Linked DNA regions of Homo sapiens: region 1 is linked to region 2. The links are chromatin contacts, found by Hi-C in ENCODE. All regions are on one chromosome and are shown on one strand. Each heading gives the region's core, a stretch centred on a gene start or an enhancer-like site at or near the end of the contact. The rest is flanking DNA. Distances are from core to core; before and after follow the strand shown.

Evidence for each region. Hi-C counts contacts between places; a loop is a spot of excess contacts on that map.
Region 1: a loop to region 2 is called in a map with no recorded cell type, with 2.1 times the contacts of the local background. The contact joins the promoter of OR5D3 here to the promoter of OR4C11 in region 2. A Hi-C loop is called at or near these places in 1 of 37 single-sample maps with no recorded cell type.

The regions. Positions count from the first base shown.
Region 1 is chr11:55,722,418-55,729,005 of GRCh38, forward strand. OR5D3 (olfactory receptor family 5 subfamily D member 3) reads left to right here and starts at 1,359. Exons shown (of 2, transcript NM_001396059.1): 1 at 1,359-1,637; 2 at 3,799-6,588. The coding sequence starts at 1,609. The coding sequence ends at 4,741.
Region 2 is chr11:55,602,884-55,610,082 of GRCh38, forward strand. OR4C11 (olfactory receptor family 4 subfamily C member 11) reads right to left here and starts at 4,762. Exons shown (of 4, transcript NM_001004700.3): 1 at 4,404-4,762; 2 at 3,639-3,796; 3 at 2,243-2,404; 4 at 1-1,534. The coding sequence starts at 1,490. The coding sequence ends at 558.

The sequences.
Region 1 (6,588 bases), core at 109-2,608, 120 kb after region 2:
ACTCAAATATAATCAGAAATGAAAGAGGAAACATTGCATCTAACCGACCAATGCTATAGAAATTAAGGATCAAAATTGACTACTATAAACAATTGTATGCCTAAAAATTGGATGACTTATAAGAGATAAAAAAAAATTTTTAGAAATGTACAAGCTACAATAACTGAATCATGAAGAAATAGAAACTCTGAACAGATCAAAGACTAATAACAAGATTGAATCTGTAATCAAAAACCTCCCAACAAAGAAAATGCGGGACAAGACGGTTTCACTTGTGAATTCTACCAAACATATAAAAAGTACAAACACTAGTCTTTCTAAAAACATTCCAACAATTAAAGAAGTGAGAACACTTTGAGACTCATTTTATGGAACTGGCATTATGTTGATAACAAAGACAGACAAAGATACTACAAGAAAAGGAAACCACAGGCGAATATACTCAATGAACAGATTCCTATTGCTTTTCTATCTGTAGTTCCTTAGTTGTATCGTGTCTGAGACACCATCAGCTCTTTTGCCCTTGATTTCCCTATGTGCGATATGAGGTCCTCTGCAATGGAACGAGCTTTTTTCTGAAGACACGTTTAAAGGAGTGTTGCATGATTCCCTCTTCCTCACATGCAAAATACAACTATAACCTCAAATGTACCATGATGATGGCGAAACACAAGTAGAAAGGAACATGAGCCCCTGCATTACTAACATGTAGCAGAGATGCCCAATGTTTAGGAGTGCATTTTGGACCTGCACTAGTGAGAAATAAGTCTTTATTCTTTAAAAGCATGTTAGATAGAGTACCGAAATTAATGGATATATCATCCTTTCCATAAAGTGGCATTTTCCATAAACTGGTTTATTTTTAGAAACATGTAACCCAGTTTTTTCCAGATTCAACAGTCAGCATAAACATCTGAAGATCATTTAGCCATATTTAAAAAGGCAAACACAAATTGTTTTCTATTAAAAAAAACAATAGTGTGACTACCAAATGAAGTTTGTATTACTAACAAAGGATAAATAAAAGATGTAGCATTATTTAGTCAGCTCTGTATTTCAACATATAATAACATAAATATATCTTCATAAAAAGAGAAAATAAATTCAACATGAGGTAATGATACCTATCTCTGGACTATTGTTTTATAGCTGATTTTTCCCTTTCACATTTGTATTTTACACCTATGTAAAGTCAAGATATATTCACTATTACGATTAATTAAGTGAAGTTGGTAAGATAAATGTCAAGGGCTTTAGAAAGGCACTATACAAACAAGATATCACATGGGACAGTGTTATATCTAATTGCTCAAATGGTAGCCTCCAAGGCAATACTTCAGTGATATTCTCTAGTCACGAGGTCCCCAAGGCCTTGGGGGCAAATATTTGTGACACAGTTTGGTGCTAGGACTTAGTTTCTAGATGTGACCTTATCTCTGCTATCTATGAGTTTTCTTAATAGGTTGGGTAAAAAAGTAACATTTAAAATCTTCAAGGAAATATACTCTCGACACTCCTACTGTTGTTTTCAGGTTTGTTTCTATTAATTAAGTGCTAAGCGGGAGCATTATTGGAGTTCGTTAATTTCAGCAAAAGATCCTTCAGTAAATGAATCACTCAGATGCCTCTGTATTTAGGTGAGTTGATTTAGTTTTTTTAAAATTTTATTTCAGAAGGAAAATACTGAGTTCCGGTAATCTTAGTACCAGACAAACACACGTGTAGGTTGAAGTGCCCTCAAATCCACTTAGTTCATTCAACAAGCAGAGGACCTATGTTGTTATATCCTGATTCCTTCTCCCTTTCAAATGATATCAATTCTGATTTTCTCATTCGGCTCCCACCATGTACTCAGCAATGAAATCAATACTTTGGCAGATAAAGAAGAATAAAGCAAAATTGGCCTTATCTTTAAACTTTCTATACTTTCTGAGGAGATAAGCGAGACTAATAACCAAATCTGTAAATGATAGGATATGGTTTATGGTAACTGTGAGTTATAAGCACTAATGTTTGCAATATATACAGAGGAGAAGAAACAATGAGTAATCTTTACAAGAGTAGATGGTAAAATAAAGCATTATAAAAGTGAGAATAGATAGAAAGCAAACTTTATGTAAATGAGCATGTGCTTTATAATAACTTGATACATCTACCATGACTTTGAGAAAAATGTGTTAGTGGTAATGAGATTGAGTATCTAGATCTAAGCAGTTTGGGAAAATCCAGTCTGCACAATGCAGTTTTCATGCATTCATCAATAAAAAACATTTGGAATTGTTAAAGTCATTGGCTCTCAGGTTAAAGTGATTACAGAAAATTATTCTTGCGATGTTGCAAAGGACATTTCAAATTGAGGAGAGTGACTGGGAAATACAGTCATAATCTAGTTTTATAGTGTTAAGATTTTTATAAATAATTGTTTCAGGGAAATTGCTGAGTAATTGGTCCTTTTGGAAGATATCTTTCCTACAGGCACAAGCTTGTGGGAACTAGAGAAAGCTATTGTGTAATGGAAAAACATAAAGGAGAATGGGGAAAATATAGTTATGACTTAGACTAAAGCCACAAATAAAATTCTACAGTACTTCCATTTTGTGGGTTCAGGAAACTGATTCTCTGCATTGTATTCACAAATGTGTCCACATGTTGATAGCTGTCCCATATAGGCCTCATTTCAATAACTACTTAAGGTTTCTGAAACCACACTAATTAGCTATAATTCTAATAAATATAAAAGTGAATATCTAATATGCTTTATACTGTGTTTTATAACCACTACATTCATTAGCAATCTTTCTGCTTCCATTCTACTGATTTAAATTTTATATCATGAATATATTATCACATTTTACCATTGAGGAAATGCCTTGTGGCATCAAGGCATATTGAAAGAATACTATGGTGTCCTGTTTGAGATGGGTCTTCCTGACACTTATTCTTGGCAAAGCTTTAAACTTAAATCAAAAGGACAGAATGCAATTTTCCTAAAAACTAATATTTATTTGCAGTACTCAGTACTTTCATGTTTATTATTGTTTGTCACCTACCTGTCTTCTGAGATTTGCCACATCAGAAAATGAAAAACTTTTCATTTAAAATTACTTCAACTATTTTATCACTACAGAAACATACATCACATATTTTGTTGCAATAATCTTCTCATAAGTGATATAATACATCATTAAAAATAACATGAAAATTTTTTCAAGTTGAGTTCAACATGCATGAGAAAGATTAGCATATTAGTGTAACACAGCTCCAGAATGTGTTGAAAGTATTGGATTATAAGGAATGAGAAAGGTGTTAAAAATAAAACCACCAATAAACTGTTAAATTTACCATTTTACAGGAATGTTAACATTTTACAATTTGTTAAGAGTTGTAAGTTAACTGTCTCAAAGCTTTAGAGGTACAGCAGGAATGAAACTGTAGAAAAGTATATATTTCCTCCAACAGAAATATTTGCACTTATCTCAGATTCATGCAAACTTAGAGTGGCTCTTCTCATGAAGCCTGCTGTCTTATTATCTGAAATATAGGAAGGTATACCCTGTTTTGTTTTTCCTGTCTTAATTTTGTTTTTTATTATTCCATTCACAAAATAATCCTATTCACCTTGTAATTTTTATATAAGTACTCTACCTTTTGAAATAATTTGACAGTGGAAACCTAGAATTTTCAGCAACACTCTTAATAAAGACCCACTAAGTCTCTCAATATTTCTTCCTTTCTGTTTCTTATTGCACATATTGGCTTCTACTTCTCTGGATCAACTTTCTTATTTTTTTCTCACAGGATTCAAAAAAATCAGACTGCTGGAGTCACCTTCATCCTCTTGGGCTTCTCAGAATTTCCAGACCTTCAGATACCCCTGTTCCTGGTCTTCCTGACCATCTACACAATCACTGTGATGGGGAATCTGGGCATGATCATGGTCATCAGGATCAACCCCAAACTCCACACCCCTATGTACTTTTTCCTCAGCCACTTGTCCTTTGTTGATTTCTGTTATTCCACCACAATTACACCAAAACTGCTGGAGAACTTGGTTGTGGAAGACAGAATCATCTCCTTCACAGGATGCATCATGCAATTCTTCTTTGCCTGTATATTTGTGGTGACAGAAACATTCATGCTGGCAGCGATGGCTTATGACAGATTTGTGGCAGTGTGTAACCCTCTGCTTTACACAGTTGCAATGTCCCAGAGGCTTTGCTCCTTGTTAGTGGCTGCATCATACTCTTGGAGTTTAGTTTGTTCCTTAACATACACATATTTTCTGTTGACTTTATCTTTTTGTAGGACTAACTTCATTAATAACTTTGTCTGTGAGCACGCTGCCATTGTTGCTGTGTCCTGCTCTGACCCCTACATGAGCCAGAAGGTCATTTTAGTTTCTGCAACATTCAATGAAATAAGCAGCCTGGTGATCATTCTCACTTCCTATGCTTTCATTTTTATCACTGTCATGAAGATGCCTTCCACTGGGGGGCGCAAGAAAGCGTTCTCCACGTGTGCCTCCCACCTGACCGCCATTACCATTTTCCATGGGACTATCCTTTTTCTCTACTGTGTTCCTAACTCCAAAAGTTCATGGCTCATGGTCAAGGTGGCCTCTGTCTTTTACACAGTGGTCATTCCCATGCTGAACCCCTTGATCTATAGCCTCAGGAACAAAGATGTAAAAGAGACAGTCAGGAAGTTAGTCATTACCAAATTATTATGTCATAAAATGTAATGCTAGAAATATTAATTATTTATCCTTGAGAGCAGCACTGCAGTTGTTCAATAACTAGTCATTGCATGAAATTATGATAACCCTCCAACTGACAGTACAATATCTATTCACACTGATGTTTAGTAAAATAACTTTAAAGTTATAAATACTGTAAGTATGGAATCTCAGACCATTTAAACTAAATTTTTGATCGAGAATATTGTAATACAAAAGTTTTTGTGTTAGTATACGTTTATTGTGATTGTCCAGGTCAAATTTCAGTTCAATTTAAATCTTGCAAAATGTAAAAATTTTTGAGATGATCTGAAGAATAGTAGTTTATAATGAGGAAGTTTACCTGATAACATAAAATTACTATGATAAGAGCTGTTCAGTATAAAACACTATCTATAAAATAATTACAATTAATTCTGTATGGGCAACTTTGGCATTAGAAGATTTACAGACAAACAAAAATAAATAAGAAAATTATCTTCCTTACGAAGTCCAGAATCTGGTAAAGTTAAGTTATACTTGGTATTATAAATTATATTTTTCTTTATGCATGATAATAAGAAGATGGTAAATATTTTTGCAAATAAATGCCCATCACCCTAGTTCTGCCACTGATGCCAATATGATTGTGCATGTTATTTATTTATTAAAAATTTTATTGAGATAATTTTCTATTCATTTTCCTTTGTAAGAAATAATATAGAGGAATTCCAATTATCTTTTAACCAGTTTCCCCCTAAGATAGTACAATATAACAACCAGGATAATGATATTGAGATAATACACATACATTATTCAAGCATTAGTTATGTATTGATAAAAGAAATATTCATAAACTCAGTGATATCTAACAGTAAGCAATCCTTTCAAATAAGTGACTTGACTGGGGTAGCTCTGTTGATATCAGTTCGACCATTTGGGTGTCAAGAATGGGGTAACTAGATCAGCTACCTTTGGAACTAGAGACCTGTATGTATGTCATCTTCTTTGGACTCTTTGGCTGATAGTCTTTGTTGAAAGCAGAGCCACAATAGAGTATTCCAAAAATAAAAGCATACTTAACGTTCCTGTTTGGGTCTCACCTGTTAACATTTTATGAGTCAGAGAAAATCACGTCCAAGCCCCAAAGCAAGAGTTGAGAAAGTTATCTATTTCTTGTAGAACTGCAAGATTACAAGTCAAGAGTGATGGGTACAGGGAGAAATGAAAAACTGGGTTCAAAATTGATTGAAACATTTACATCTTTAAACACATTCTTCCTTGATAATGCCAGATAACTTTACTGCAGAAAACAGATAACCCATGGCTCTAATTGGTTTTAGAGAAGTTTTCAAATAATTGAAATAATTTGATTGCCTTAACCAAATGGCTGGTTGAGATTAAGTATAAGAACTTACATTTTCTCCTTGTGTCTTGCCAGTCATGATTAAGGCTTACAAGCACAGAATATGAAGTCAACCATGTGTTGAAGGTCCAATCCAAGCTGTTAAGTGATACTTGTTTCCCCTCAAGGTTTATCTTTATTTCCAAATAAAAATTCAATAACTTTTTACCTTAATGCTTTACACCAACTTACATGTCTATGCAACTTACTGTTTAGGAATATACAACAAAATTCTCAACACTTACAGAATACAGCAAAAGTAACAGAGGATTTACTTTAATTTTTAACTGTAGATAATGAGTCATAATTAAATGCTCTAGTCGAGTATTTTTAAAGCTGTGTGTATGTGTGTGCATATGTGTATAGTTTAATAAAGATGTTAAGGAGCACAAAAAAGGATTTAGAAAGTTTGAGTATGCATCGCAGAATATTTAGTATATTCAATAAGGTTTCCAGGATAAAGTTAGAA
Region 2 (7,199 bases), core at 3,512-6,011:
ATTGCAAATGCATTAGGGAAGGAATTTGACATTTCTTTGTTGGTGCTCACAAATTTGAACACTTGTGATTGTATAAATGTCTTTCTTTTTATTAAACCAGAGTGTAGACAGAGTTGTGATGTGTAGTTCACAACCAGCAATGGCAGAATTGGGCTCTTAGGAAAAGGAAGAGCCAAATTGAAGATTTCAGGGAGTTTATCAGTCTGTGGTCAAAAGCACAGGAAAGAAGTAAGAAAATCAGATGCATTAGATTAGAGTGCATAGAGATAGTCAGGCTTACACTTTAGAAAATGCATGGCTGGAAAGGAAGATAATCTGAAAAGAAAAGACTACTGGTAGGTAATCACCTGAATTAATCTATATTCTACCTAGTTCTGGCACAAAAGACAATGTCTTGGTAGTCACAACTCCTGTTAACTAGAAAACATAGGAACCCACAAACTTAGATACGATGATATATTATTCCCACAGCATTCAGGTACTTTCCTATTTGCTGTCTATACTTACTCTGTTAAATCATGATTTGACTGAAAAAGTAATCAGGTCAGGCCCTCAATTTATCCTTTGTTTTCTGAAATAATTTTGCCATGCCATAACTTTCTCATGGCATTTTTCACTTCTGCATTCCTCAGTGTGTAGATGAGTGGATTGAGAAAGGGTGTTCCAATAGTATAAAATACTGCCACCATCTTGTCCATGGGGAAAGTGGTCGGGGGGCGTGTATATATGAATATACATGGGCCAAAGAATAAGATGACTACAATTATGTGAGACGTGCAAGCGGAGAGAGCCTTTTTCTTCCCTTTGGCACTGTGGTTTCTCAGTGAATGCAAGATGACAATATATGAAATTATCAAAATCATGAAACTACTTGAGCAAATTGCCCCACTGTTAGACACCAACAGCAGGTTGATCATGTAAGTGTCCATGCAGGCAAGTTTCAACAAGGGCTGCAAATCACAGCAATAATGATCAATCAAATAGGGTCCACAGAAAGGCAATCTTAAGGCCAGGATAATCTGAGCTGTAGAGTGTATTAAAGACCCTATCCAGGCAAGAACAATCAGGATGATGCAGACCTGCTGGCTCATGATGGTTGGGTAACGCAAGGGCTTACAGATGGCCACATAGCGATCAACAGCCATGAGAATGAGGACAAAGATCTCCATGCAGCCAAATAAATGTAGTGCAAAGACTTGTGTCATGCACTCATTGTAGGTTATAATTTTCTTTTCAGAGAGAGCATCCACAATTAATCTAGGGGCTGTGGAAGTTGAAAAGCAAGAATCTGCAAAGGACAAATAAAATAGAAAGAAGTACATGGGGCTTCCTAGTGTCCGGCTGGACTTGATGGTCACAATAATGAGCATATTCCCCACCACAGTTCCCATATAGAAAATTAAGAAGATTACAAACACTATTTTCTGCCTCAAGGGATCCTGTGTTAATCCTAACAGTATGAATTCAGGCACACTGTTATTTTGCTGCATTGTTTCAGTTGATGTGAAGAAACCACAGATTAGAACTAGTTAATCTGCAAAAGAAAAAAAGAAATAGATTCTAAATTTAGAGGTCAAATACATATTCTTGCAATGAAATTGCAACTTTCCAATGGCTTATTATTGACAATTCTTTGTATTTTTTTCTGAGTGAAATGGAATTCATAGTAACTATTCAATATATTTACCAAAATATTATTATTATTATTTTTGAAACAGAATGTCGCTCTGTCCTCTAGGCTGGACTGCAGTGGCATGACAAAATTACACATGAAAATAATACAATTAGAAATAGAAAAATAACTTAAAAGCAAATGATTTTTCAAACAAAGTAAACATTAATTTAGGGGTTTGGTATGAGTAGGTGTCTTCTGAGCTGAATGTGTTCCTTTAGCTTATAGCCAAGAATAATAAATATTTTGTACTGTGTTGCGGTAACAGATGAAAATGTACATGACTTACTACAATAGGCTTTCACATTATTTGAACCTGACAGTACCATTATAATATATTTACTTCCTAAATATACAGATCATTCTAATGATGTTGTTTAAATACTTGAGAATACCTTCCTTAATAAAATTTACATGTATGTGGGTGTGTGTGCACACACACACACATACACAGAGAAAGAGACAATAAACATAAAATTTTTGCAATGAGCAAAAAGTCAATCATTACAGTCCAACATGAGAATTATTTTAACCTCTTGCCTTGACTATCTTTATTTCCTTTTAATTTACCTCTGAAAATTTTCTAATTATTTTCAGTTCCAAATTCATCCTTTATTATTCAACTTTGTACTGCTTTGTTATACTGTGTTGTCCAAAGTTAAATTCGTCCATCTTTCCTTATTTTTCTGGGTTCTTCATAAAGTTTTCTTAAGAGACAAGTAGACACTGAGGCTAAAATGAGGAAAAAAGTGGAAGAATAATTGACACATAAATCAGGACATTCTTTCAAATTTCAGGTTTGCAGGTAAGCATCAGTGATTTAGAAAATGAGATCTATGCGCTCCAAGTCAGGACTGAAACTTTCAATAGAATTTTTAGTTTGTATGTTCTTATGAATCCCATATCCTGACTTCAAGAAAGAGAAGTTAAATATATAATGGGAATTAATATTTATTTGCATATTTCAAATATTGAACAAATTTTTCCATATACTTTTTCACATATATATTCCAAATAGCAACACAGTAAAAAATTAAAAGGGAAGTGTCAATATGATAAAATACATTTACAACACATTTGCCAGACAAAAGCATAGCTTTTTAAAATGTAAATTGATTTCACAGATAAGTTTCTGAAAAATATGACACAAATGAACATTGGAAAAATAACCCATCTTAAAAGAGACTGTTCTCCTTATTATAAAGATTATGCCTCTGGAAAGATGCTCAATTTCTTTCATAGTTAAATACATTCAAGTTAAAATTCCAGTTAGATAATTTTCACCTATCAGGTTAATAAAGTAATCCTTTTGATAAATGTCTTAACAAATAGTCTTGACAAAGGTGTGGGAAACCGTCAACCCTACAAACTTTTGGTGGGAATGTAAGTGGGTGCAACCTTCTAGAAAGTGACTTCAGTATCTATTATATGACAACCGGATATAGATATTGATCCAGTTATTCCGTTTCCTATAGACGCACTCATTCACAGAAACAAGGACAATCATTTTGCCTTTTTAGATGGTAGCAAGAGATAGGAAACAACTTTAGTGCCCATCAGAAGGGACATTAATGAATCAAGGATGATATTTTTACGCAAACATTAATAAGAATGAAGCAGATACAGATAGCTGTGTGTTTATATGCACACGCACGCACACACACACACACACAAAATTGTCCCTGACATATGGTGTAAATTGAAATGTAAGAGATTAATATTGCATGCTTAGAATTGTAACATTTTCCTTAACATCAGTACAATATATACTACACACACCTGCATATTTCTATACATGAATTATAGTAGAAGAGTATGAAAAAACTATAATGACTCTGAGCGGGGAAATTGCATTCTTGGCATTAGACATGGGAGAAATAACTACATTAAAAAATATTCACTTTGGTAGTATTTGACAATGTGTCATAATAATGCTACATCGAAAATAATGTTTTAAAAGCTTTACCTTGGGAGATGGGTTGTTATTCACCTTGTGATGGCATATCCCTGAGCCATCACAACTGTCTTGTTGTAGACAGGAATTCTAGTGGTATTCTTAGGGCTACATTAAGCCTCACAAATTTGAGTAAGTCAGATATAGCAGTAGTGTTGAAACTCAGGGCTCTGTAAATACAACATATGCAGACACACTGTCACTAACTGGAGATTCACTTCCTGTATTGAAGGTTTGTGAAAGCTCTTTAGCAAACAGAAATAAAAAATTGTATTTGTCTTCTCTGAATTAAGTATTATAAAAAGACACACACACATGCATGTATCTCCAGAATAGACATGAATAAGCAGGAATAAATAGATACAAATAGACATCATTACACATTTTTATAGTACTATACATTAGAATGAAGCAACATAAGAAAGGGTATTTTTATCTGTTCACTGCTGAATTACAGCACTTATAAAAAAGTAGGTTTTTGATATCTGTTGAATGAATCAAAGAATTAAGAGAAATTCTTATAGATCCAAATCATTAATGTTTTATACTATTTTATATTTAGCTGCATTAAGGAGAAGGAAGCCAGCATCCTACCGTGGGCGACATCATCACCTTCATGGAGCACTTCCTGGAACACCCCAATAGATTTTATTTCTGTTTGTTTATTATTTATTTTATTACTGCTCCTTGCAGAGCAGAGCTACCCTTAGGCAGTTTGCCCAGAGTAGGCTGTTTCTGTTTAATTATCTCCTACCCACTTCTACCAACAGCTCTTACCTGGTAGTGCCCATTTCCATCAAGAAATTCTGTGCATGATTTTTATTTCCATCTTTTCACTTTAGATTGTAAAGCACTTCTAGAAAAGTCCTTGAATTTCCCCACCTCCCACCAGTGTCTTGTATATGTTAGTTCCTGGCTGTTGTATTGATCAGATCCACCTTCTCTGAATGTTAGATACGACTAAGTTATTCTCCTATACAGACCTTACCAGCTTTGATAAGAGAGTATGCTATATTAGGATGTTCAATTGCCCTCTTTTCTTCCCAATATAATTTGGAGGCTACTTATTCAAATGAGAATTTTAAAAGTGCTTATAAATTAATATATAACTATTCTGATACGAGGCTCTCTTTGGTCTCACAAAGAAGTTTACATCCCCATCTTAATGGTAGAAGGCAAACTAAATTGGTTCCAGATTCATCCAACACTTTCTGAAATCTACCCTCACGCAGGATTTTTGACTGGGAAAATTTTCTCTTTTGCCTTCCCAGGAGAAGTGCTTAATATGAATTATGCAAAATTTAAGAGTCTGGGGAATGTCATCCCCTCAAGTGTCCCTTTTGGAACATGAGCCAGATGTGATAGATAACTTAATCTTCAATTTGTCTTGGATTATGGAAAAAAGAGGTAGCCCACTCTTGCAATTAGAGGTGTTAATTTGAGTGATAAATGACGTTTTTGACTAGAATTAAAAATGGTCTTCTATCAACCAAATCTTTGTTTCTCATACCATTCTCCAATAAAGTGATCAAGGCTTCTTGAAGAAATGTTTGATTCTAGATTTTTAACTGAGAGTGTACAAAATAAATGAGCGTTTCACAGCGGTGGAAATACAGAAGTGCTAAAACATGCACACAAACGGTGATGGGGACACAGGAGTCAACTGAAACAGCCTACAACGGCCAAAGCTGTAAAAATTTTTAGCAACAAAATAAATAACACAGTTTTGAAATATAACCGTAATTGTAAAATATATACCGAAAAGTTCATCTTTATAAATAATTGAATACATAGTTAAATAAAATAGAATTAGAGGTTAACTACCTTTCATTTATTTTTTAGTTGATATGTAATAATTATATTTATTGGATATGAAGTGATATTTCCATATTTCTTTACAATGTTTAGTAATAAAATCAGGGTAATTAGTATGTCCATCACCTCAGATATTTATTTTATTTTTAATTTTTAAAATTTTAATTTTTACTTATTTTTATTTTTGTGGGTACATAGTAGGTATGTTATATGGTTTGTCTGTGTTCTCACCTAAATCTCATCTTCCATTGTAGCTCCCATAATCCCCATGTGTCGTGGGAGGGACCCAGTGAGAGGTAATTGAATCATGCAGGTGGGTTTTTCCTGTGCTGTTCTCATAGTAGTGAATAAGTCTCACAAGATCTTATGGTTTTATAAAGGGCAGTTTCCCTGCACAAGCTCTCTCTTACCTGCCACCATGTAAGACATTCTGTTGCTACTGCCTCCCCTTCCACCATGACTGTGAGGTCTCACCAGCCATGTGGAATTGTGAGTCCATTAAACTTCTTTTTCTTCAATAAACTACCTAGTCTTGGGTATGTCTTTATTAGCAGTGTGAGAATGGACTAACACTATATATATATATATATATATATATATATATATATATGGAGTATATGAGACATTTTGATGCAAGCATGCAATGTGAAATAAGCACATAAGGGAAAATGGGATATTCATCCCCTCAAGTATTTGTTCTTTGAGATGCAAATAATCCAGTTATACTCTTTAAGTTATTTTGAAATATACAATTAAATTATTATTGACTATAATCAACCTGTTGTGCTATCAAATAGTAAGTCTTATTCATTATAACTCTTTTTTTGTACCCAATGGCCTTCCTCACCTCCAGTTTCTGGTAATTGTCCTTCTACCCAAATGTCCATGAGTTCAATTCTTTTGACTTTTAGATCCCACAAATAAGTGAGAACATGTGGTGTTTGTCTTTCTGTGTCTGGCTTATTTCACTTAACATAATGATCTCCCATTCCATTCATGTTGTTGCAAATGACTGGATCTCATTTATTTTTATGGCTGAATAGTATATACACCACATTTTCTTTATCTATTCATGTGTTGATGGACATTTCAGTTGCTTTCAAATCTTAACTGTTGGAAACAGTGCCACAACAAACATAGGAGTCCAGATACTTCTTTGATACACTAATTTCCTTTCTTTGGGGTATATGCCCAGCAGTAGGATTTCTGGTTCACATATTAGCTCAATTTTTAGTTTTTGAATAACTCTAAACTTTTTCATGTGGTTGTACTAATGTACATTCACATCTACAGCATACAAGGTTTCCCTTTTCTCCACATCCTCACCAGCATTTGTTATTGCCTGTCTTCTGTATATAAGCCATTCTAACTTGGGTGAGATGATGATATCTCATTGTAGTTTTGATTTGCATTTTTCTGATGATCAGTGATGTTGGGCATTTTTGTTTTTTTGAGATGGAGTTTCACTCTTGTTGCCCAGGCTGGAGTCCAATGGTGCAATCTTGGCTCACTGCAACCTCCACGTCATGGGTTCAAGTGATTCTACCATTAAAGTGAAAATAAGGTAATTATAAGGGCAACTTTCACTTAATATAAAACTTCTGAATATTCCACTGATTTTGTACTTTACAATTTTACTACTTCCTTTACTCATTTATGATTTGAACTATAAGACAAATTGAGAAAATATGTTCAGCAAAACATGTTTTTGTTTTGTTTTCATTTTCTGCTTATTATCCCCTAAGCAGAATCATAAAA